Linked DNA regions of Homo sapiens: region 1 is linked to region 2. The links are chromatin loops, found by intact Hi-C in ENCODE. Cell type or tissue: gastrocnemius medialis. All regions are shown on one strand. Links, peaks and the distances in the headings refer to the core of each region. The heading gives the core; the rest is flanking DNA.

Region 1 (12,585 bases), core at 1,679-9,678, 120 kb after region 2:
AGAGATTGTGTCATTGCACTCTAGCCTGAGTGACAGAGTGAGACTGTCTCAAAAAAAAAAAAAATTAGCTGGCATGGTGGTGCGCACCTGTAATCAGCTACTCGGGAGGCTGAGGCGGGAGAATCACTTGAACCCAGGGGGAGGAGCTTGCAGTGAGCAGAGATACCGCCATTGCTCTTCAGCCTGGATGACAGAGCGAGACTCCGTCTCAAAAAAAAAAAAAAAAAAAAAAGAAAAAAGAAAAAAAAATTTGATTTTAAGGAAGGAAGTTTGGAGAGAGTGAAATGGAAAGGAGTAGAAAGAGTCCAAAAGAAGGGAGCATCATCAAAAAAATCTGATTTTTGGGTCTTGCATTTTGGCCAGAAGCAAAGGATAACTGAGGTTAGGTACTCTGAGATGGACTGACACCAGGCTCCGTGTTGGTAGGGGAGGGATCTTTCGAGGAGAGCAGCCCTAGGTGCTCAAATACTGCTAGAGTTTTATTTCAGTGAGTTTATTGGAGAGAACTTTCCTGAGGATGTTTTTGTTGGGCTGAGGGAGATGGGGTATTGTGGGAGTGGGCAGGATCCTTGGGTGTTTTATGTGGTGAGCTCAGACGGGTTTGAGCTGGTTAAAGGTTATCAGTGGCTTGGGGAAAGTGACCTTTGGTAGAGTCTTCTCCACATTGTATCCAAGAGAGTCTGCTCGTTCATTTACATATTGATCGGATACACAAATGCCTTGGGGACTGACAGTTAAGCTTGTGGAAAGGCCCACATGGTGGCAGTATTTTAGTTTTGTTAGCATATTCTGTAGGCTTTTATACGCTCCGAAGTTTACTGTTTGTAGACCCAGAAGTGATAGGACTCCGCAGGATCAATACACACTGAACAAATTCATAAGGGATAGATGTGTAAACAAGAAAGTCAGAATGCTGTTATCATTCGGACCAGACACTTATGCTTCATCAGGAAATTCTCCTCTTTTCTTTTCTTTCTTCTTCTTCTTTTTTTTTTTTGACAGAATTTCTGTCGCCCAGGCTGGAGTGTAGTGGTATGATCTTGCCTCACTGCAACCTCCACCTCCCAGGTTCAAGCGATTCTCGTGCCTCAGCCTCCCGAGTAGCTGGGACTACAGATGCACACCACCATGCCTGGCTAATTTTTTGTATTTTCAGTAAATGGGGTTTCACCATGTTGGCCAGGTTAGTCTTGAACTCCTGACCTCAGCTGATCCACTCGTTATTCAAGTTATTCCAGTTTGTGGGTCTCAACTCTCCCTTTGCTTGGCATCCTGGACTGACCCACCTTTTTCCTTAGATATGTTTTTTTTTTTTTTGAGGCAGAGTTTCGCTCTTGTTGCCCAGGCTGGAGTGCAATGGCACCATCTTGGTTTACTGCAACCTCCGCCTCCTGGGTTCAAGGGAACCTCCTGCCTCAGCCTCTGGAATAGCTGGGATTACAGGCGTGCACCACCACACCCAGCTAATTTTTGTATTATTAGTAGAGACAGGGTTTTACCATGTTGGCTAGGCTGGTCTTGCACTCCTGACCTCAGGTGATCCACCCACCTCGGCCTCCCAAAGATTACGAGCCACCATGCCCGGCCTTTTCCTTAGATATGTTAATACCCTTGGTGAGTTTAGCGGCAAGGCTGGATCCTGGAGAGTCCGATCTCTTGTGTGATCTGCATGTCTCCACTTGGATCTGTTGCTTGTTTTCTATTTTAACTCTCTGAGTGCAGAGTTATATTTCCATTTCTGAGTTCTTGAGAAGTGGGAGGGGAACATTAACTTTGCCTTGCAGTGGAGCTTTCATCAGTTTTGTGGACAGAGCAGACAGACAAGACACAGGACACAAATCATCCTTTTAAAAGAAAAGAGAGGGTCTCATCTTTTATTGAGAAAAGAATTTCTGAAAAGGGAGGCGCTGGCAAAAATTGATGAGCTGACTTTGCTCCTGGCCTAGGTAGGCTGGAAGAAACTGCACTTCCCAGAGCAGGTGATTCTTGTGTTTGTTTGTTTGTTGTTTTTGAGACATTCTGTGTTGCCCAGGCTGGAGTAAAGTGGCGTGATCTTGGCGCATTGTAACCTCCGCCTCCCGGATTCAAGTGATTCTCCTGCCTCAGCCTCCCGAGTAGCTGGGATTACAGGTGTACACCACCGCACTCAGCTAATTTTTGTATTTTTAGAAGAGATGAGATTTCACCATATTGGCCAGGCTGGTTTCGAACTCACGACCTCAAGTGATCCACCCACCTTGGCATCCCAAAGTGCTGGGATTACAGGCGTGAGCCACCGCGCCTGGCGAGATGGGGTTTTACCATATTGCCCAGGCTGGTCTGGAACTCCTGAGCTCAGGCAAATACACCCACGTCGGCCTCCCAAAGTACTAGGATTACAGACGCGAGCCATGCCCAGCTATTAATTCATCTTATTGATGTCGAAACTAAAGCCTGGAAAGGTCAAAGAGCTTGATGAAGGTCAAATAGGTAGTAAGGGGTGGCTGGACCCAGACCAGGGCTCCTAAGTTCGTCGCTTTCCTCACCGCGCTGGGCTCTCTGAGCGTCCTAATAGCCACGCCCACCTCAAATGGCGATCCCAGAGAGCATCTGGCTTCAATTTTCCTTTTTCCGGAGGGGAGATGGATTCCCTGGAATGGAACTGGGCTCTGGTAGGGGAGAACTTCCTGTTGGGCAAATCCTGACAACTGTCTTGGTGTGGGAGTGCATAGGGAACTCCGACCCTCGCAGAACCCTGGGATCTTCGTGGGTGGAGGGGAAGAGGATAGAGGAGGGGAGGGAGGAGACGCTGAGACAGAGGCTTTCATCTTGAGCCTGGTGGGGAGGCATGTGGGAGAAGTTGCTGAGCGGTTGGATCGGAGGGAGGAAGAGAAGGGCCAGAGCACTGGCTTCCTGTTCCATCTTCCCCCTTGTTCTGCAGGTGGCCATTTTCTCCTTCCAGAGCCGGAGGTGGAGAGACTTGGGGGCCTGCCCAGCTCCAGTCCTCTGTCCTCACTCTGCCCGTCTCCGCCCGTCCCCCAGCCAACCTTTGGAGAAGGTGCTGGGCTGCTAGGATTTGGGATTCTGGTGGAGGGGGAGGGGGAGGGGATGTGCCCATTTGTTCGGGTCTGACCCTGGAACAAAGGCTTTTGCCACGGAGAGTCTAGGTCTTAATGCCCCCCATTAGCCAGAGTTGGGGGGCCACCAACACATTAACAACTAAAAACAGTCTTCACTAGAATCCTTTTGCTGAGCCCCCTCGCCTCCCCCTGCCTGGTCGCAGGCTAATTCCGGCCTGGGCTGCTGTGGACGGACTATCCTGGCCGCTGAGCCTCCCATTGTGTTCCTAATGCTCAGTAACAAAGGCTGCTCGCCGGTAGCAACGGTCGCTAGGCGGGTCTTATCTCCTGGGCTCCGGCCCCTTCCCCCACGGCAGAGTCTGAGGCCCAGACTGGGTCCCCTGAGTCTTTAGCATGGGGCTCTTCCAAGACCCCGGAGGGTTATCCACAGGGGATGGCCCTGCTGGCACTTATGGAGGGGAGAGCTTATGGGAGACACGTCGGTGGCAGAGAACCTGTGACAGTCGTTCCCAGACGTTTTCTAAGACGTTGTCGTTCATACAGTAAGCATTTCTAGTGCTCCCTGTACCCGCGCTCCCCAGCCCCCATGCTTTTGCCTGGATTCTTAGCAGACCTTTCATTCAAAATTCCATTTGGCTCCTTGCTGAATGAAGCGAACCCTGTGTCATGTTGCTGGTGTCGCTTTACGAGAACACGCACCCTCTTAACTGCTCCCTTTTTGACAGGACTCATCCGACTATGCTGTCATTGTGCTATTTACTTGTCTGTCGATTGGAACAGTGGCAGATCTTCAGCCCAGCTGTATATCGCACCCTAGCACCACCTGGGAGATTACAAACACCAAGCTTCTACCCCACAGATTCTGATTTGGTTGCTCTGGGGTGGGACACAGGCATTTTTCCTCTCCTTGAGTGATGCCAATGTGCCGCCAGGGCTGAGATGTCACTCTAGTGACTGTCACCTTTCTACAGGAGGGGGCAGGGGCCTCCTGATGACAGGAGACAACTCAGGGCAAGCAAAATTCTGAAATGTGGTCGGCCTCCAGCCCCACTAATTATGCAGGGGTACTGAGTTTCTCAATTTTTTTGTTTTTTTTTTTTTTGAGACGGAGTTTCGTTCTTGTTGCCCAGACTGGAGTGCAATGGTGCAATCTTGGCTCACCGCAACCTCCGCCTCCCGGGTTCAAGCGATTCTCCTGCCTCAGCCTCCCGAGTAGCTGGGAATACAGGCATGTGCCACCACACCCGGCTAATTTTCTATTTTTAGTAGAGACGGGGTTTCTCCATGTTGGTCAGGCTGGTCTCGAATTCGTGACCTCAGGTGATCCGCCCGCCTTGGCCTCCCAAAGTGCTAGGATTATAGGCGTGAGCCACCGTGCTCAGCCTTCTCAAACTTTTAAAGCCTCAAAATCCTTATCTGTAAAATGAGACCTACCTCATAGTGTAGTTTTGAGGGTTAAATGAGATTATGGCATAAAGCCCCCTGCATATGCCTGGCATGTAGTAGAAGCTCAACACTTCTTAAGTGAATGATACTCTGGTAGTGAAAGCTGAGTGAAACTGCCAGTACTGGCCAGGTGCAGTGGCTCATGCCTGTAGTCCCAGCACTTTGGGAGATGGTGGCAGGTGAATCCCTTGAGCTCAGGAGTTCGAGACCAGCCTAGGCAACATGGCAAAACCCTTGTCTCTACAAAACAGGACAAAACAAAATAATTAGCCAGGTATGGTGGTATGCACCTGTGGTCCCAGTTACTCAAGAGGCTGAGGTGGGAGGATCACCTGAGCCTGGAAATTCAAGGCTGTTCAAGATCATGCCACTGCACTGCAGCCTGGGCCGCAGAGTGAGACCCTGTCTCAGACAAAAAAAAAAAAGAAAAAAAAGAAAGAAAGAAAAAAAGAAATTGCGAGTCCTTGTTTCTGTTCTGATACAAACCAGTTGTATGACCTTTACAGCACTCTGCTCCCAAATTTCCCCATGAACCAATCTGTCGTCCAGGCTGGAGTGCAGTGGTGCGATCTTGGCTCACTGCAACCTCTGCCTCCTGGGTTCAAGTGATTCTCCTGCCTCAGCCTCCCGAGTAGTTGGGATTACAGGTGCCCATCACCATGCCCGGCTAATTTTTGTATTTTTAGTAGAGACGGGGTTTCGCCATGTTGGCCAGGCTGCTCTTGAACTCCTGACCTCAGGTGATTCGCCTGCCTCGGCCTCCTAAAGTGCTGGGATTACAGGCATAAGCCACCATGCCAGGCCTCAGAGATCTTCTTTTAAGCAGAGTTGTCATTTGTTAATATTTTTTAAAGGTTATTTCTTTGGTCTCCCTTCTATTCTGCTGGCATGACTCCACCTACCACTCCGCCAACAACTGTCTATTTGCCCTTGCTGCCTGGGCCTTAGTACTTTTAAAACTCCTGTGGACAGCACTCTCCTTGAATTAATATTTATTTATGGAGCTCCTGCTCTGGTGCCATAGGAGAGGAGGTGGGGAGAGTAAAACTGCAAGGACTCTACCCTGGAGGAGCCTCCAATCTAGCTGGGGGGTGTGGGCAGGAGACTCAGTAATGACAGGGTGGTCAAGGTCAGGACAGAACCCTATTCTTCCCTGCTGTGAACCAGCTGGATGAGTCCAAGACAACTGCAGGTAACAATTGTGGGTTGGGTTAACACAGTGGTTCTCCAACTTTCTGGTCCCAGAACCTCTTTATATTCTTAAAAATTTTTGTTAATTTCAAACGCCTTTTATTTATGTGGATTATATCTATTGATATATCCTGTATTAGATGTTAAAATTAAGAAATTTTCCTTTTTTTTTTTTTTTTTGGGATGGAGTTTCACTTTTGTTGCCTAGGCTGGAGTACAATGGCACACAATCTTGGCTCACTGCAACCTCCGCTTCCTGGGTTCAAGTGATTCTCCTGCATCAGCCTCCCGAGTAGCTGGGATTACAGCAAATTTTTGTATTTTTAGTAGAGAAGGGGTTTCACCATGTTGGCCAGGCTGGTCAACTGACATCAGGTGATCCACTCGCCTTGGCCCCCCAAAGTGCTGGGATTACAGGTGTGAGCTATTGCACCCAGCCAAAATTAAGAAATTTTCTTGCCGGGCGCAGTGGCTCATGCCTGTAATCCCAGCGCTTTGGGAGGCTGAGGCGAGCAGATCATGAGGTCAGGAGTTCAAGACCAGCCTGACCAGCATGGCGAAACCCCGTCTCTACCAGAAATACAAAAAAATAGCCAGGCGTGGTGGCATGTGCCTGTAATCCCAGCTACTCGGGAGTCGTGCTTGAACCCAGGAGGTGGAGGTTAAAGTGAGCCGAGATCGCACCACTGCACTCCAGCCTGGGTGACAGAGCGAGACTCCGTCTCAAAAAAAAAAAAAAAAAGGAAAGAAATTATTCTAAATACAAACACATAATCCATGATTGGCATTATCGGTCAGAATGATATGACACATGATGCAGCTTCAGGAAAATTCTACTGTACATCCATGAGAGAATAAGAGTGAAACAGACAGTGAACCAAGATTGCACCACCACACTCCAGCCTGGACGACACGGCAAGACTGTTGCAAAATAAAAGTTTAAAAAAATTTTTTTGTTTTGTTTTGTTTTTTTTTGAGACGGAGTCTTGCTCTGTCGCCCAGGCTGGAGTGCAGTGGCGCGATCTCAGCTCACTGCAACCTCCAACTCCCGGGTTCAAGCGATTCTCCTGCCTCAGCCTCCCCAGTAGCTGGGATTACAGGCGCCCACCACCACGCCCGGCTAATTGTTGTATTTTTAGTAGAGATGAGGTTTCACCATGTTGGCCAGGATAGTCTCCAACTCCTGACCTCAGGTGATTTGCCCGAGGTGATCTGCCTCCGCCTCCCAAAGTGCTGGGATTACAGGCATGAGCCATCACACCCGGCCTAAGAATTTGCTATGTGCACAGATAGATGCAGGCCTTCCTTGAAAAGACGTGAAGCACCAAAGAAGTTAGAGTGAGGGCTTATATTCCATTTTAACAACTGGTAATAAATTGTGAAGAAGTGACAAGATGAAGGAAAAGGGGTTTGGGCTTCTAGGGACAGTAAATTGTGGGCAGGCAAACATATGGGGGAAACTAATGGAAGATAAGGGCAATTTTATAAGGCTGGTTTGTGCAGACCCATCTTGGTAACAACTTTCTGTTTCCGGTGGTAAGGGTGATTCTCCTGGTACGGGAGAGGGGAGGGCGACACCTTCACAAAGGGAAATTTAGGCAGATGAGGTGGGCAAAGAGCTCTTTCTTCATTTGCTGCTTCTTAATTGCCTTCAGCTAAAAATATTTCTTCTGCTAAAGTGGCCTATTGGGTGACATATTCTGACCCTCTTCAGTAAATAATAATAATAATAGACAATACTAGATCCTGAATGAACAGTACCTAAGGTTCTTCCTTCTGGCACGCTCTGGCAGCCTTAAAGTTCAGTAGCCCCTGAGCATGGCTGTGCCAGGTCAGGCAGTCAGGGAAACTGCCCGAGCAGAGTGAGTGGCCTGGCCAGGTGCAGGTTGTGGGGGGCTGTGTGACGTGCCAGGCTTCATGGGGGCAGCAGAGGAAACAGAAGAGCAAAGACCAGTGGAGAGCCTCACTGCCTGCTCCCCCACTGCGCCTGCCCAGGCAGCGGGGCAGCACCCTGGAGATGAGAGAGCAGCAGTACTGTTCTGCAGGCCTGGGGGAATGCGGGGATCTGAGGGACTGCCCAGAGACAAAGGACACACAATGGCCGCAGCCTGGAGGGGTGTGGGAGGCCCCTAGGCTGGGGAGACAGGAGTGAGGCAAGGGGCTGGTGGGAAATGAGCAGAGGAGGTGGACTCCCAAGGGCCCATTTCCTGAGATGCCACAGAGGCAAGAGCCGACTCCCGGGAGGAGGAAGGGCATTTCTCCCTTAGTGAGGGGACAGCTCCTGGCTCCCACTGCAGCTCTCAACCTCGGCTCCTTGAACCCCCGCCCCCAGGCAGCTCTTGACTCTGTGTGGAGCCACCATTCCCTTGGTCAGGACTAGCAACCTTCTCTGACCCATCCAGTCACAACAAACTGCTTCTTCTTTTGAGAGGTCATGTGCTTCTCTTTAGCACTTATTCTATTGTTTCTTTTTTTTTTTTTTTTCATTCCTTTTTACAGACAGGAACTCACTCATTGCCCAGGCTGGTCTTGACCTCCTGGGCTCAAGTGATCCTCCTGCCTCGGCCTCCCAAAGTGCTGGGATTACAGGCGTGAGCTCTTTTTAGTGGGTCAGGTCTATCTCTCTGACCCTATTGTCACTCCTGAGGGCAGCTATCTTGTCTATTAGCATTTTTTCATCCCTTCCAATGCCCAGCCCTGTTCCTTTTATATCATAAGGGCTTAACTGATGCCATGGAAGTAATCGACATCTCCATATTATTGCTCCCTGTCTCCTTCACCCCACAGTCTCTGCAGAAATTCCCACATCTTTTTTTTTTTTTTTTAGTTTTTTTTTAAGGTGGAGTCTCGCTCTGTCACCCAGGCTGGAGTGCAATGGCGCGATCTTGGCTCACAGCAACCTCTGCCTCCTGGGTTCAAGCGATTATCCTGCCTCAGCCTCCCGAGTGGCTGGGACTACTACAGGCACGCACCACCACACCCGGCTAATTTTTGTATTTTTAGTAGAGACGAGGTTTCACCATATTGGCCAGGCTGGTCTCGAACTCATGACCTCGTGATCCACCCACCTCGACCGCCCAAAGTGCTGGGATTACAGGCGTGAGCCACCGCGCTGTCCTTTTTTTTTTTTTTTTTTTTTTTTTTTGCAGTTTTTACGGTTTTATTTAAACACAAAAAGGGGACATGAGCTGTCTACTCATTTTCTTTGCTGCGCAGCCTGGCATTGGGGTTGGTGACTCTGATGACCAGCTGGGCAGCTCTTTCCACGATGGCTTCGTGGTTCTTAGAGGAAACGTTGTGAGCGATGTCAGCACAGGGAGATTGTTGCACATCAGCAGCACTTCCAGCTCCTTGATGTTGTGGACCAGGAACTTCTGGAAGCCACTGGGCAGCGTGTTCTTTGTTTTTTTTTGTTGCTCCCATAACCACTGTTGGGCATCGAGATCTGGCCCTTGAACCTTCTATGAACCCCGTTGTGAATACCTCTGGGTTTCCGCCAGTTACGGTTAATTTTGACGTATTGGTCAGACCGGTGCCAGATGAACTTTTTGGTTCTCTTTTTGACAATCAGGCTTCACAAGGGGTCTGAGGGTGGCCATGATGCCAAAGAGGAGATGGCTGCCACTTCTGTAGGCAGCGCCGAGGAAGAGAGAGGGCCCCCCCTTTTTTTTTTTCGAGACAGAGTCTTGCTTTGTCGCCCAGGCTGGAGTGCAGTGGTATGATCTTGGCTCACTGCAACCTCTGCCTCCCGGGTTCAAGCGATTCTCCTGCCTCAGCCTCCCCAGTAGCTGAGATTAACAGGCATGTGCCACCATGCCCAGCTAATCTTGTATTTTTGGTAGAGATGGGGGTTTCACCATGTTGGCCAGGCTGGTCTTGAACTCCTGACCTCAAGTGATCCCCCTGCCTCGGCCTCCCAAAGTGCTATGATTACAGGTGTGAGCCACCTTTCCCCATTACACACCTCCCTTCCCTTAGCTTCCTTGTCACCTGCCCACTCCCAACTCTCCCCACTCTGCTCTCACTGTGTCCCCCTTGCTGTCCCTGGTGGCAGTGGCCGCCTTGCAGCTGCTGCACCTGGAGTTAGGGAAGCAGTGGGGAGGTGAGCAGGTAGTGGGGAATGACGTCATTCTCAGATCACTCTTTCTAGCTTTCATCCTCTCCCCCCGTGACCTGCTCTTCAACCATTATGCAGATGCTTAATGGGCACCTACCCTCGCGTGTGCCATGTGCTGTTTTAAGTGCAGTGACCCAGCAATGAAGGAGACAGGTGGGCATCAGCATCAGGGTTATCCCAGAGCCAGCTAGGAATTCCCCATGCAGCAGCAGAGACAATGCCCAAGGCCGTAGAGGACCTGAACAAGGGAAGCACAAGTCCAGCCTGGCTGGACTTTTGGGAACAAGGCCACTTGGCCTAATCCAAACACAAATAAAACTGTTTTGTGGGTCCCCTGACCCCATCTACTTTTCCCAGAGCTCGTTGATGGCTGGGAAGGAGTTGACTGGGAAGGAGGTGGCTGGGCAAGGGTGGCTGGGCAGGGGTGGCTGGGCAAGGGTGGCTGGGAAGGGGTGGCTGGGAAGGGGGTGGTTGGGCAGGGGTGGCTGGCCAGGGGTGGCTGGGCAGGGGTGGCTGGGAAGGGGGTGGCGTCTCTCACTGCTCACCTGACGGCTCCTGGTTGTGCTTTCTTCCCAGGTGTATGAGCTCAGTGGAGAGCACCATGACGAAGAGTGGTCAGTGAAGACTTACCAGGAAGTAGCTCAGAAGTTTGTGGAAACTCACCCTGAGTTTATTGGAATCAAAATCATTTATTCGGATCACAGGTGAGAGAGAATATTGCTGAAAAGCTCGGGTTGGGAGGCTGGGATGCAGGCAGAGCTACTAGGCTGGGAGGGGAGGGGTGAGAAGCGGGGCTGGGAGGCCGGGAGAGGCCCAGCACTGGTGCCAAGGAGCTGTGCTGTGCCTGTGTGAGAGCACAGTCCTAGGTAAGTGCGGTGACCCAACAATGAATTGCTGCCTGAAGCCACTTCTAGTTCAGGTCTTCACCCCCAAACTGAAATGAAGAATGTGTGAATTTCCCAGATAATTCTCGGCTGTGACCCCACATTGGCCTGGTGACTCATTTATGAGCATAATGGTTTTGCCTGAATGTTTGGATAATTGGCCCGTTTTTGGTTTCAATTTGCCTCTGGGTTCTGTGTGTGGTTGTGTGTGAGTCCTTGATCACGGAGACACCCTGAGTGGCACTGGCTCAAGTCTGCGTGTGGGGACCTCCAGTAGTACCATGTGCGTGGCCTGGCACGTGGGTGAAAGACCCACTCTTTTTCCCAGGGAAGCACAGAAAGCTTTGCAGCTTAATTGTCCTTCTGACTTTACCAGACAAGACCCCTCCCCTCACTTTAAAGAGCAGCCAGTCTAAGGCTGGGACCTGTCCATGGTCGCAGCTGCAAGGGCAGCAGCCAGTGGGGTCCCTCGGAGTCAGGCACGGGGCGGGCACCGAAGGGATCCGGCAGCGGCTCCCTCTGCTCAGCTCACCCACGAGCCTGGGCTCTGGAGGGCACTGACTCCCCAGGAGCCTCCTCCCATGCCCAGTCTTCCTGAGTCCCCTTCCCTTCCATGGGGCCTGGGGCCTGGAGGAGCTAAGCTCTGGCTTTGTGCCGGTCCCCCTAGGAGGGAGCTTGCAGGATGGGCCCACGTTCTGCTCAGAGGCTCCCTGGTGCCAGGTGCCCCTTCCCAGGGCCAGTGGCAGGAGGGTGTGAGGGCTGAGCTGAGTGCATCAGTGCCCCCAGGTTTGCCTAGGCTCTGGGGAGAGGCCATGGGTGGGGCAGGCCAGGAAGGCTTTATCCCCACAGAGCCGAGGATTGGAGCAGGAGAGCCAGTGGCAGGGCAAAGACCTTGAGCCTGTCGTGGGCTTGCGCCAGACCCTGTGTTTTGGGGCTTTTGTTGTCATGCTGCCTGCCTTGCCCCTGTAGGGTTCTGCAGTACCCAGGATCTTGCTGACTTAATCAGCAAGAGGCCATATGGTTACTGGGTCCAGCCGACCCATCAGGGACTTGGGTGACCTGTGGCCCTTTGCAGGTGTGCAGTGGACAGAGAGCTGCCCCTGAGCTGCATCCATGTCTACACCCCCGACAGAGATGCAGGGAGAGCTGGGAACAAGGCCACCTGGCCTCCTCTAAACGCAGACAAATAAAACTGTTCCCGTGGGTCCTCTGACCCCATCTACTTTTCAGAGACTACAGGTGCCCCCAGAGCCAGCAAGGGTCTTTGATAAGAATGGATTTGGGCTACATATCTCTCAGGGATCACAATGGCCTGGTCAGGGTGGGGTCAGGAGGGCAGGGGTGCCTCAGGTTTGGGAAACGGGACCTGCACACTTGGGGCTGGCCCAGCCCTGCACGGAGGGTGTGCTCTGGGGTTTGTGCTCTGTCGGTGCTGGGCACTGTCTCCTGGCTTCTCTGTCTGTCTCACAGATCCAAAGATGTGGCTGTCATCGCAGAATCCATCCGAATGGCCATGGGGCTCCGAATCAAGTTCCCCACGGTGGTGGCAGGGTTTGACCTGGTAACCCATGCTGTGAACAGAAGGGCTGCCTGTTAAGGGGGCATGCGAGGATGCCTGTCTGGGTGGAGCGGCAACTCCCTGGGAAGGGAGCGCAATGTGCCTGTTGGTACCCTGACATCCCAGGGCAGGCTCAGGCTGCTGACACAGCAGGGCTGCTCAGAGCTCAGCGCTGACCCTCTTCAGAGGCCTACAGGGGACGGCTGTCACTGGAGAAGGGAGAGCAGACAGCCAGTTCTAACAAGCTAACAAGGAAAGTTCCAGAATAAGGATGGCATTCAGGGAGTTTGGACCACAGTTATGGGCTCATTCCCCATGGCCCTGCCTGTG
Region 2 (12,585 bases), core at 2,971-10,970:
CCAGCACCATTGGTTGAAAAAACTTTCCTTTCCCCACTAGATTTCTTGTTACGTTTGTTGAAAATCAAATGATTGCAGTGTGGGTCTCTTTCTTAGTTCTCTGTTATCTTTCATTGATCTGATTACTCTTATGTCTAGGCCCAATTTTTACACAAGTTATATATTGGCCAGCTCAACATAACTTCTCTATGCCTCACTTTCCCCACTCACACAATGAATTATTATACCTATAAAATTCTGTGACTCTCGGCTGGGCGTGGTGGCTTCCAGCACTTTGGGAGGCCGAGGCGGGCAGATCCTCTGAGATCAGGAGTTCGAGACCAGCCTGGCCAACATGGAGAAACCCCATCTCTACTAAAAATACAGAAATTAGCCAGGTGTTGTGGTGGGTGCCTGTAATCCCAGCTACTCAGTAGGCCGAGGCAGGAGAATTGCTTGAACCCAGGAGGTAGAGGTTGCAGTGAGCCGAGATTGTGCCATTGCACTCCAGCCTGGGAAACAAGAGTGAAACTCCATCTCAAAAAAAAAAAAAAAAAAAAAAATTAAAAATTTCTTGATTCTCCTATCCAAGACCTCACAAAAAAAAAAAAAAAATCCCATGATTCTTGGTTCTTAATACTCAACCACTCTATTTGTGCCAATTATTTTTTATACTGATTTGATAGCTTGCTGGTTTTAAAACAAGTTTTATTAATGTGAGGATCTGCCTGAATTCCCTTTTCCCCATAACTCTGTTATCTTATCTCAGAAGAATGGCTCCCTTTTTTAATGTTGACTTGAGCTGGTAACCCACCCTGCTGTGTCCACCCGTTTCTCTGGCAGGAATGTTTTGTAAACAGAGAAACCTACCTAATGTTAGGACCGGCTATGACAGTTTAGTGTTCTGCAAATAGGGTCACCATATACTTTATCCGTTAAACTAGGGCAGATTTGTGATTGAAAGACGTTGTTATTATTATTATTTTGAGAGAGAGTCTTGCTCTGTCACCCAGCTGGAGTTCAGTGGCTCACTGCAACCTCCGCCTCCTGGATTCAAGTGACTCTCCTGTCTCAGCCTCCTGGGTAGCTGGGATTACAGGCATGTGCCACCATGCCCGGCTAATTTTTGTATTTTTAGTAGAGATGAAGTTTCACCATGTTGACCAGGTTGGTCTTGAACTCCTGACCTCAAGTGATCCATCCACCTCAGCCTCCCAAAGTGCAGGCATGAGCCACCACGCCCAGCTGAAAGGGGTTATTATTAATATTGTTTATAACTCTGCCAGGACAACAGGTATAAACCAGCCTGCCCTGGGATCGATGGTGGGCCTGTCAATAAACCTCTTAGAACTCAACCAAAATCATTCATTAACAGCCATTTTTCAAATACCTAAGTGCTAAGCACTGTTACAGGTGCTGGAGACTCTAAGACAAATAAACTGTAATTCTTGCTCTAAGGAGCTTTTAGTATAGCTGGGGAATCAAACAACAGACCATTACAATGGAGCTTTTCATTTCCATGGTAGGTGTTTGCACAGAGTTCCTTATGAAGCAAGCAGAAAACCAAGGATGATTGTAGGAGGTGGCAAATTGTAAGCTGAGGAAGGCTTTTGGGTACCAGATGAACAGTTGGGATAATAACAATAACAGTATTAGTAACAATAAGTTAGATTGGCATAGCCCTTTAAATTGCCAAGAATTAGGACGTTTGCACAGAAGAAAATAGAGAGCCCCACAGTTGGCAAAGCTAGAAGAAATGACAACAGAAATTCATAAAAGACCTGAGCAGCTCCTCCTGCAATTTCCACAGAGGCCAATCAACAGCTGCTCCTCAGGGCTGGGCTCTCCACCCACTCCTCTTTCTTCATTCCGCCTGGATGAGCTTATTTATCCACACCCAGGGCCTCAAAGGACAGCTCCTGGCTGATGCCTCTTGAATGTGCATGCTGGCCCTGGGCTTTCTGCTGACCAGGGGTCTGAACATTCCCCTGTTCACTGACGGGCCCCACGGCGCTCAGACACAACATGTCTGTTTGCATTTCTCCCCTGCCCCCATCTGCTCTCCTGTGTTCTCTATTTTACAGAACGACCTCTCTGTCCACCCTATTGCTTACATATCAAAACCTAGGAATTATCCTATAGATCTCCTTCCTAGCTCCATGACCTTCTGAATCTACCTTCTTTTATATCTCCTGAGCCTGTCCTCTCCCCTCTGTTCCCACTCTCACTTGGTGATGGCTCTTGTCACATCCAACCTGGATTATTGCTGCAGCCTCTTAATTCTTCTGCCTGTGGCCAATCTGATCCCATCCAGGCTGCCCTCCTTCCCACACCCAATGTGAGTTTCTTTAAAATGCACATCTAAGTAACTCACTCCCATGCTTAAAACCCTTCATTGACTCCCCTCATTAGCTTAGCAGCTAGGACCCTTGTCAGTCAGCACCATCCATGCCTGTCTGTCTGGCCTTGCTCCACACTCACATAGCTTTTAGTAGTCCAGCCATTCAAAACCACTTGTCCTTCCTCCTGGGTCAAGCTGTTCACACCTCCACACCACTGCACTTACTGTTCCCTTTCTCCTCGCACCCCCTCCTCCCTCCAGAATCCACTTGCACCTTCTGAAAAAGCCCTTTGGAAGCCACTCCTCTAAGTTTCAAGAACACACCTTTTCCGTAGCACATTTGAGTGTCCGTCTCTCTCTCCCATGAGCCCAGGGCTTGTCAACCCAGCACTATTGACATTTTGGGCTTAAACTTCCTTGTAGTGAGGACTTCCCTGTGCATTGCAGGATGTTTAGCAGGATCCCTGGCTTCTACCTACTACGTGCCAGTATGCCATTAGCAACCTCCCTCCAAAACATGTCTGTAGACATTGCCAAATGTCCCTGGAGAGTAAAATCATCCCAGTTGAAAACCACTGCACCAGACTGTGAGTTCCAATGAGACAGAAACCAAATCTTATTTGATTCACATCCCCAGTACTTCTCATGGCGCCTAACAGGCACTAGACATTCAATAAATTGTATGTCATGAGAGAAAGAGAGAAGAAATACAGTTCAATGGTACCACCTCTAGGGAAGGCTGTTTAGTGATATCTAAAAAAATCACTAATGAGTACACCCTTTGATCTACCAATTCTTCTTCTAGGAGTTTATTCTACAGCTAGACTCATACACAGGCAAAATGATAAATGTTCCAAGTTATTTATTTTACTATTTTATTTTATCTTGAGACGGAGTCTCGCTCTGTCGCCCAGTCTGGAGTGCAGTGGCGCCATCTTGGCTCACTACAAGCTCTGCCTCCCGGGTTCACGCCATTCTCCTGCCTCAGCCTCCCGAGTAGCTGGGACTACAGGCGCTCGCCACCGTGCCTGGCTAATTTTTTGTATTTTTAGTAGAGACGGAGTTTCACCGTGTTAGCCAGGGTGGGCTCGAACTCCTGACCTCGTGATCTACCCAGCTTGGCCTCCCGAAGTGCTGGGATTACAGACATGAGGCACCGTGCCCGGCCCCAAGTTATTTATTAAAGTGTTGTTTGAATAACAAAAATCTGGAAGCCTACTAGTCCATCAGAAGGAGACTTTTTTTCTTTTTTGAGACAGAGGCTTGCTCTGTCACCCAGGCTGGAGTGCAGTGGCGTGATCTCAGCTCACTGCAACCTCTGCCCAGAGGGGGACTTTAAACAAATCATGGTCTTTCATACAGTAGAATGCTATGCAACCATAAAATGGAATGAGAAACCCTCTATTTCTGATAAGGAAACCTCCAAGAAAAAAAAAATTTTTTTTTTTGAGACAGAGTTTTGCTCTTGTCGCCCAGGCTGGAGTGCAATGGTGCAATCTCGGCTTACCGCAACCTTCGCCTCCGGAGTTCAAGCAATTCTCCTGCCTCAGCCTCCTGAGTAGCTGGGATTACAGGCATGTGCCGCCATGCCCAGCTAATTTTTAATAGAGACGGGGTTTCACCATGTTGGCTAGGCTGGTCTCGAACTCCTGACCTCAGGTGATCCGCCTGCCTCAGCCTCCCAAAGTGCTGGGATTACAGGCATGAGCCATCACATCTGGCCCCAAGAAAATTTTAAAAGCAAAATGCAAAATGTTGTAAAGAGTATGCTACCATTTGTATGAGAGGGGACAAGATAAGAATATATATTTATACTTTTTTTTTGAGATAGAGCCTCCCTCTGTTGCCCAGGCTGGAGTGCAGTGGTGCAATCACAGGGCTCACTGCAACCTCTGACTCCCAGGTTCAAGTGAGTCTCCTGCCTCAGCCTCCCAAGTATCTGGGACTACAGGTGCCCGCCACCATGCCCGGCTAGTTTTTGTATTTTTAGTAGAGAGGGGTTTTGCCATGTTGCCCAGGCTGGTCTCGAACTCCTGAGCACAGACAGTCTGCCTGCCTTGGCCTTCCAAAGTGCTGAGATTACAGGTGTGAGCCACTGCACCTGGTGGTATATTTATACTTAATATGATTTGGATCTGCGTCCCTGCCCAAATCTCATGTGGAATTGTAATCCCCAATGTTGGAGGTGGGGCCTGTGAGAGGTGATTGGGTCTGTGGGGACAGATTTCCCCTTGGTGCTGTTCTCCTGATAGTGAGTGAGTTCTCGTGAGAGCTGAGATCTGGTTGTCTAAACATGTGTAGCATCTTCCCCATCTCTCTTGCTCCTGCTCCTGCCATGTAAGATGCCTGCCCCCGCTTAGCCTTCCGCCATGAGTAAAAGCTCCTTGAGGCCTCCCCAGAAGAGGAGGCTGCCATGCTTCACAGCCTGCCGAACCGTGAGGCAATTAAACCTTTTTTTTTTTTTTTTTAAGTTTTGGAGACAGGGTCTCACTCTGTCACCCAGGCTGGAATGCAATGGCGCGATCTCAGCTCACCGCGACCTCCATCTCCCAGGCTCAAGCGATTTTCCTGCCTCAGCCTCCCGAGTAGCTGGGATTACAGGCGTGAGCCACCACGCCCAGCTAATTTTTGTATTTTTAGTAAAGATGAGGTTTCACCATGTTGGCCAGGCTGGTCTCGAACTCCTGACCTCAAATGATCCACCCACCCCGGCTTCCCAAAGTGCTGGGTTTAGAAGGGTGAGCCACTGCGCCCAGTCAAACCTCTTTCTTTATGAATTACCCAGTCTCAGGTATTTCTGTACAGCAGTGTGAGAATGGCCTAATACAACTTGTTTGTATATGCATGAAGAAACTCAGGGGGGATATCTAAGGTACTAATAATAGCAGTTTTGTGTGTGCAAGTGTGCTGAGGCTCCAGATGCCATCTGGGCAACAAAAGGACAAAGGGTGGGAGGAAGACTTTTCACCATGCATCTGTGTATACCTTCTTTTTTTTTAAATTTTTAAATTTTATTCAGACAGTGTCTCACTATGTTGTCCAGGCTGGTCTTGAACTTCTGGGCTCAAGCAATCCTCCCACCTCTGCTTCCTAAAGTGCTAGAATTACAGGAGTGGGCCACTGCACACAGCCAATACAATCTGATTTTTAAATCTTACAAATGTATTGCCTATTTGAAGTAATTTTTTTATAAGAAAGGCAGAACATTGTAATGGAATTTACATATAATAAAGTATACAAAATTCTAACTAATAGTTAAGTCAGCAGATAGAATTTCATTACAATAATTATTACTACAAAGAAGAGTACATATTAAAATATAATAAAACCTTTTCCAAACCCATGCACATTCATGTCCCATGTGAAAATACTGAATTTATTTGGTTGTAATAAAGTTCGCTCTAAGAAAGTCTCTGTGCAACAAGTGTCTTGGCTAGTCTGATGTAATGGTCAGTAAGTTGCTCCTTTCTTCTTTATCAATTATACCTTCAAGTAGCCATTCCTCTCCACATTCCCCCAGTGTTTACTGGGAAGTTACTCGAGGACGCAGCAGCAGATTCTTTGAGACACTGAAATGAACAAGACAGCTCTCTGCTCTACTCAGAGCATGTGCCCCCATGCCTCAACCCTTCACTTGGCTTAATAAGCCTTTGCTCAGACGTCTCCTCATACACTGATACCCTCTCTAAAATGGATCCCCTTTCTGCCCTCTCTCCGTCCCCTTACGCTCATTCATTTCTCTTTATGTCCCTCCTCACTATCTGACAGATGACACATTTACTTGATTAATGTGCCTCCTCTCCCACTAGAACAGCACCTGCCCCATAGTGGGCTCTCAGTACATGTTTGTCAAGTGAATAAATGAAGAAGTGCAAAAGAACGGAGAGGCTGCGGCATTCCAGACTGTAGGGGATGGTGTAAACAAAACACACGGTCAAATGAGATGAAGACATGCAGACTTGAAGAAGCCGTGATCACACGCATGAACTTGAGATGGGAAGGCCAGAAAACTGTCACAATGACATCGAGATCTGAGGTCTCCCGTGGGCTTCACATTGTCCAGGAAGAATCCTTAAACAGCTCCTAGAGGGCCAGATGGGTCTGCCCAACAGAAAGAATGTACACCTTGATTCTGTACTCAGGTCACTGAGTAGGATCAACAATTCAAGCCAAGGCAGTTGAATACCAGTGCCCCTGATATAAATTTACCTTAAAACTCAATAGCCCTCAAATGTTCTTGGAGGATAATGTTCTGTTATCCTAATAAATGGGAAGTAGAACTCTCAGTGCTGCTTAAGCCCTGTTTAAATTCCCTTGATTGTAATATCCCTTTCCCTACCTTTCTTTGGCCTCAGCTAAAGAGGAGCCTGAAGCTTTCATTAGATTACTCTGACCTTTCATTAAAGGATCGCTCTGCGGACAGTTGGGGTTTGGATTACGTTCTTTTCGAACCACCTGACTGGCAGGTTGAATGGGTTTAATGGATCTAAGATGATGAGAGGGAAGGCTGGTGCTGAATGCATTTAGCCATCTTGTTTCCAGGACAATAATTTGAGTGAAAACCTTCTTGTCATGCTTGACCAGCCTTGTTAGAGGGAGCCGGGCAGGTGTGAAGTCCAGTGCCAAGTATGCGCTTGTGCACACACACACGCTTGTGACAGCAGAGGCTCATTTTAGAATATCCCTTCCAGGTCTCAGTTCGTGGTAACCGGTCATCAGCACTGACAATTTCAACCTCCCCTGAACTTTTTTATCCCTTGATTTCAGTGGCTCAGCCCTCTACCCTGACTTTAGAGGCAGAATGGGCTGGACTCATGCTGCCTGTGTAGGACTCCGGGCTCTGAGCCTTGCCGCGCGAGCTTGGGCAAGAGGCTTAAGCTCTCTGGCTCTCACTTTCTTCAGGTAATGGTACTTTCCTCATTATGTGGTGAGGATCAAGTGCATGAATGCATGGACAGCACTTAGGAGGATAGTGCTGGGGTCATAAACACTCACCAACATAAGTAATAATTATTTTGTCTTTGAATTCTCTCTCTGGCTCGTTTTCCAGTTCCCTGACTATGACCCCAGATTTGCCTCTTATCTTCTTTCCTCTAGGTGTTTTCTTTTCTTTTCTTTTCTTTTCTTTTTTTTGAGACAGAGTTTCACTCTTGCTGCCCAAGCTGGAGTGCGATGGTGCGATCTCAGCTCACTGCAACCTCCAGCAACCTGGGTTCAAGTGATTCTCCTGCTTCAGCCTCCTGAGTAGCTGGGATTACAGGCGCACACCACTACGCCAGGCTAATTTTTTGCATTTTTGGTAGAGACAGGGTTTCATCATGTTGGTCAGGCTGGTCTTGAACTCCCGACGTCGTGATCTGCCCGCCTCGGCCTCCCAAAGTGCTAGGATTACAGGCGTGAGCCACTGCACCTGGCCTAGGTGTTTTCTTTCTTTTGGTACGTGACCCTCCCCCAGCTCACTCAGCTGGCGCACAGGGGAAGGGCTTGTACGGGAAGGACTCTGCTGGTTCTGACTTTCCTTCAGAGCTCCAGCCATATTTTGAGCGCCTGCCAGATGTTTACTGGGTGGTCCTGACAGCACCAAATCAACACAGCTACATCCCAACGCATCACCTCAGGAAAACGCATTATTTAATGCTTCGCCAGGCTTCCATGACCAAATAGTTAATGAATCCTTTGCTTACCTATACCCTTTCCATTTCTAACGCTACTGCCTAATTTCAGCCTCCTTACTTCACGGCTGGGCTATTCCCATGACTTCTAGCGTCTCCTACCCACACTTAACCACCGACTAATCACAAATCACACAGTAAAGGCCACATCGTTCTTTTACTCTGAAACCTTAAGATCCCCCACTTGTCTAACATACAAAATTCAAGCTCATAACTTAGCGTCGAAGGCTTTCCTGGCTCTGGTTTTCAACTGTCTCCTCCTCCTGCACCCCTCTGCACACCTCGTGTTCTAACCACCTGGACTTCTGTGAGCTCTGTCTTTGCATATATCATCCAGTTTAAACAGCTCTTCACCCAGCTCTAGAGACGAGAATCCTGCTCATCCTTCAAAGCCCCGTGTACATACTTCTTTCAGGAGGCCTTTTCTGACTTCTCACTCCTTTTAGTTCATTTAGACATTCTGCCATTCTAATTATACATATCACATACTGCCTTGTATTGTAATTATTTGTTTCTGCAGTTTTGCTTTCCTGATAGATAGCAAACTATTTATGGGCAAGGATCATAGTCTGTGTACATCTTTGCATCAGACTTACCTTTCATATAGCAAATTCTTAATAAATGTGAATGAATAAATAAAATGATAGTGTTTTCAGCCCACGTCTATTTGTATCTGTGTGGAATTTTCCCTAAAGATTTGGTGGTAACAAATGTGGCAATCAAGTCATAATCTAAACCAGAAAGTACACTTTAGAGAATAATTTAATTTCCTTGGCTCATTAAATCTTGTAATTTGGGAAGTGGCTTCAGTAATGTGGTCATTTTCCTGCTAAGCCCCAAACCTAGACCATCAGTTCATGAGGAGACAACATGTGGAAATGTTTACCAGCCACTAACTACTGTCTTAGACAGAGTGGTTTTGCTGCTCCCCAACAACCAATCAATGATATTGAGTTCTTCATCTCTGCGCCCAGAAGCTCATATAGGAATTAGGAGAGATAGAAAGGACTTTAAGACATTATCCTTGCATAGAGGCTTTTGGTCTGATTGTGAGACAAGATCAGCATACTTGAAATTATTCAAAAATAAGTAAGGCTAATGTGTAGGTGTTGGCAGTAAGTGTCACAGGAATTTAGAGAAATAAAAATAATAATAGTTAACATTTGAGTGCTTAGTATTTGCCAACTTATTATTTCATATAATTTCCCCTCAAATCTTATGAGCTAAGCATTAATATTCTCATTTTATAAATGCAGAAACTTAAGGTAAAGAGGTTAGGTAATTTGACCAAGGTCTAGAAACGTAGCTGGAAAATGCTGCCATTTACCAGATGGGTTTCGAATCCAAGCTCTGAGGCCCCCCATCCAGACTTCGCTCTCTGCAGCCCACCTCTGAAGCTGTGAATTACTCATCTGCACAAAACCTCCATAGTTCTTAGTTCACAGTGAGCAATACTATCCCACTTTGAACAGAAGGCATTTAAGGGCCTCCACAACGTGTCTACAACCTGCCCTTCCAGCCTGATGTCCAGGTACTTCCCACACTGTACTGTGGTTAAAGGGGTGTCTCAGAGCCCCCTCTTTTCATAAATTCCGATGTTTAGGGCTCTGGGTCTTGGTCAAACACTTTTGGTTTTTAGTAACTGAAACACACACGGATAAAACAAAAAAAGGGGAAAGCTCATTATAAGGATATGAGTAAATCTCATAAAACCAATGGTGGAACATCTGGTCAGGCTTCACAAGGAACAAATCGGAACCCGAGAAACGCTCACAGTCTCCATGGGGCGATGGCCTGCTCTTCTCTACTGTGAGCCTGGGTTCCGTTCTCCCTCTCCCGCATGCTTGGCACATGGTGGAGGCTCCCGTCCTAGATCCCCAAGTTTAAATCTTCAGTTGTAGAGAGTAACCAGCACCCATGAACCCCAATTCCAAGTTCACAAGTAAGAAGATCTGAGTAGCAGCTTGTGCCTGGTGTCACTTACGGCCAGGGAGGACGGAGTTTTAGCACAGACATGGCGGTTGCAGCCCTTCCCTGTGCACAGGGGCACGTGGAGGGGTGCATTTCTTGTAAAAGGCAGCTGAAGATTAATCCAACCAAACAGGCCCACTGCGTTCATTCTACCTTTCCCACCTCACCCTAGAAAAATCCTGACCCTCTTTCTTTTTTTTTTCTTTTTGAGACAGAGTTTCGCTCATGTTGCCCAGGCTGGAGTGCAATGGCGCGATCTCGGCTCACTGCAACCTCTGGCCCCCGGGTTCAAGCGATTCTCCTGCCTCAGCCTCCTGAAGTATCTGGGATTACAGGCATACACCACCACGCCCAGATAATTTTGTATTTTTAGTAGAGACGGGGTTTCTCCATGTTGGTCAGGCTGGTCTCAAACTCCTGACCTCAGGTGATCCGCCCTCCTCGGCCTCCCAAAGTGCTGGGATTACAGCCGTGAGCCACTGTGCCCAGCCGATCCTGACCCTCCTTCTAATCCCAGCTCAAGTGCCACTTTAAAAATATCTTTTTCCTTCCTTAGGAAGACAAAAAGTTGTATTCTGTCCCACTTTATTTATTTATTTATTTTTTGGAACGAAGTTTCGCTCTTGTTGCCCAGGCTGGAGCACAATGGCACGATCTCGGCTCACTGCAATCTCTGCCTCCCGGGTTCAAGCGATTCTCCTGCCTCAGCCTCCCAAGTAGCTGGGATTACAGGTGCCCGCCACCACACCCAGCTAATTTTTGTATATTTAGTAGAGACAGGGTTTTACCATGTTGACCAGGCTGGTCTTGAACTTCTGACCTCAGGTGATCCACCTGCCTTAGCCTCCCAAAGTGCTGGGATTACAAGCGTGAGCCACCACCCCCAGCTGTCCCACTTTATGACCTTCCTGATCACAGTTCCTTGAACATAACAGTTGCTCAGTAAACATAGGTTGCACTGAGTTGAGCTACAGTGGTAAAAGAAGGCTTTGTGGGTGGGATCCAGCCCCGGCCTTAACAGGCGATGTGATTTCCATCAAGGAGGGTGGAGCACCACATCGCAGCCAGCAGGGATAATAAGCAGGAGCCGCTGGGGGCGGTGGCTCTCACCTGTAATCCCAGCATTTAGGAGGCCGAGGCGCGCGGATCACGAGGTCAAGAGATTGAGACCATCCTGGCCAACATAGTGAAACCCCGTCTCTACTAAAAATACAAAAAAATTAGCTGAGCATGGTGGCTGGTGCCTGTAATCCCAGCTACTCCAGAGGCTGAGGCACAAGAATCGCTTGAACCCGGGAGGCAGAGATTGCAGTGAGCCGAGATCGTGCCACTGCATTCTAGTCTGGGACAGAGCGAGACTCCGTCTCAAAAAAAAAAGACAGGAGCCCAGGAACTGGAGGGCAGAGAAGAGGTAGGTTGTCCAGATGGGAATGTGTGAGCCAGGGATGCTGAGGAGGAGGCTAAGGCTGTGAGAGGCTCTGCACAGAGGCATTGTGCCCAGTGCCACAGGCAACTGGGAGGCAGCATGACAACCGGAAAGTGGCTTGGCGAAATAGAGAGGCGACCAAGGAAGGTTGGTCTGGCTGCACACGGACAGAGCTGAAAGACAGGGGAAAGTGGTGTTGAGTGGGGCAGAGCCCACTTCTGGCACGAGAGCTGCCAGAAGACAGGGTCAGAGACTCAGGCACCCGCAGGTGAGGCCAGGCCTGGGAGTAATGAGAAGGAAAAATCCAAGAGAGATTTCAGACGAAGAAATGGTAGAAGTGGGTCTGTCATAGTCCCTGCCACGATTACTGATGCCATTCTAGGTTAGAGGCACTTCATGAAAATATTATCTGCACAGTAAGGTAGATTCTGTTGTCCCCTGTTTATGGATGAGGTGACTAAGGCCACACAGACAGTAGGTACTAGAGCCTGGAGTTGAGCCCACACATGCTTGAATCCAAACTGCCTGCTCCTGCCACTCTGCCACACTGTCTGGTTGTCATTACTGAGTTTCCGCAAAGCTGTTGGTTTGAGACAACGTGACTGCACAGGTGTCTCCTCAAGCTCCATCACATCCTTGAAGCGTGGTCCAACAGAAGAACATGTCCCCAAGTCTGTCCCTTTTCCAACCAGCTTTTCATGTTCACGGAGACTGGTGTGTGAGGTTCTCTGAGCAGGGGTCCAGCCAATTGTCCTGGCCATGGGTATTGTGGGGCTTTGTAGGAGGCAGGCACGAGGTAGGGGTGAGGTAGGAGTAAGAGTGAAGGGGAGAAGAGCGTGGGAATGCCTGAGTGCAGACAGCCTTGTCAGGAGAGGGCCTGCACTTTAGACTGTAAAGAGCTGAAACTTGGGCTTGTGTTCAAGAGTAAGGCCAGTGTGTACATATGCATACATGTGCATGCATAAATAAGTACACACACATGCATATACATATGTATGTGTGCGCATATGCATACACGTCCATACACGTGTACATATATGTGCATGTGTGCGTGCATACACACATGTACATACATATGGATACATACACATGTATACATATACATGCATGCAGGCACATGTATACATGCATACATACACATGTATTTAAGCCAGAGATTGCACACTGGTGCCCTAAGAGCTGGATATTGGCCCAGA

The links. A loop is a pair of places that touch in the nucleus more often than their neighbours do. Peaks named below come from ENCODE experiments on the same cell type or tissue, not always from the same donor. Only the 100,000 strongest peaks of a DNase experiment are listed, where the experiment ranks them.
Region 1: a loop joins it to region 2, with 4 times the contacts of the local background. A loop is called at or near these places in 2 of 110 quality-filtered maps.

What each region holds. Positions count from the first base shown.
Region 1 is chr22:17,189,615-17,202,199 of GRCh38, reverse strand. It overlaps ADA2 (adenosine deaminase 2), which reads left to right. Exons shown (of 10, transcript NM_001282225.2): 5 at 10,390-10,517; 6 at 12,168-12,258. LOC107985573 (a long non-coding RNA gene) reads left to right here and starts at 3,411. Exons shown (of 2, transcript XR_001755419.2): 1 at 3,411-3,601; 2 at 3,785-4,139. It also overlaps the pseudogene RPL32P5. RefSeq lists enhancers at 1-21, 2,300-2,805, 2,806-3,309, 3,310-3,814, 6,365-6,880 and 1 more. In gastrocnemius medialis, for the core only: no CTCF peak of the experiment used is centred there; no DNase peak of the experiment used is centred there; H3K4me3 peaks cover 1,401 bases; H3K27ac peaks cover 1,804 bases.
Region 2 is chr22:17,309,025-17,321,609 of GRCh38, reverse strand. No RefSeq gene overlaps it. Among named protein-coding and RNA genes, the nearest start is that of CECR3, 49 kb to the right of the region's middle. In gastrocnemius medialis, for the core only: no CTCF peak of the experiment used is centred there; a DNase peak (open chromatin) is centred at 6,959; H3K27ac peaks cover 601 bases.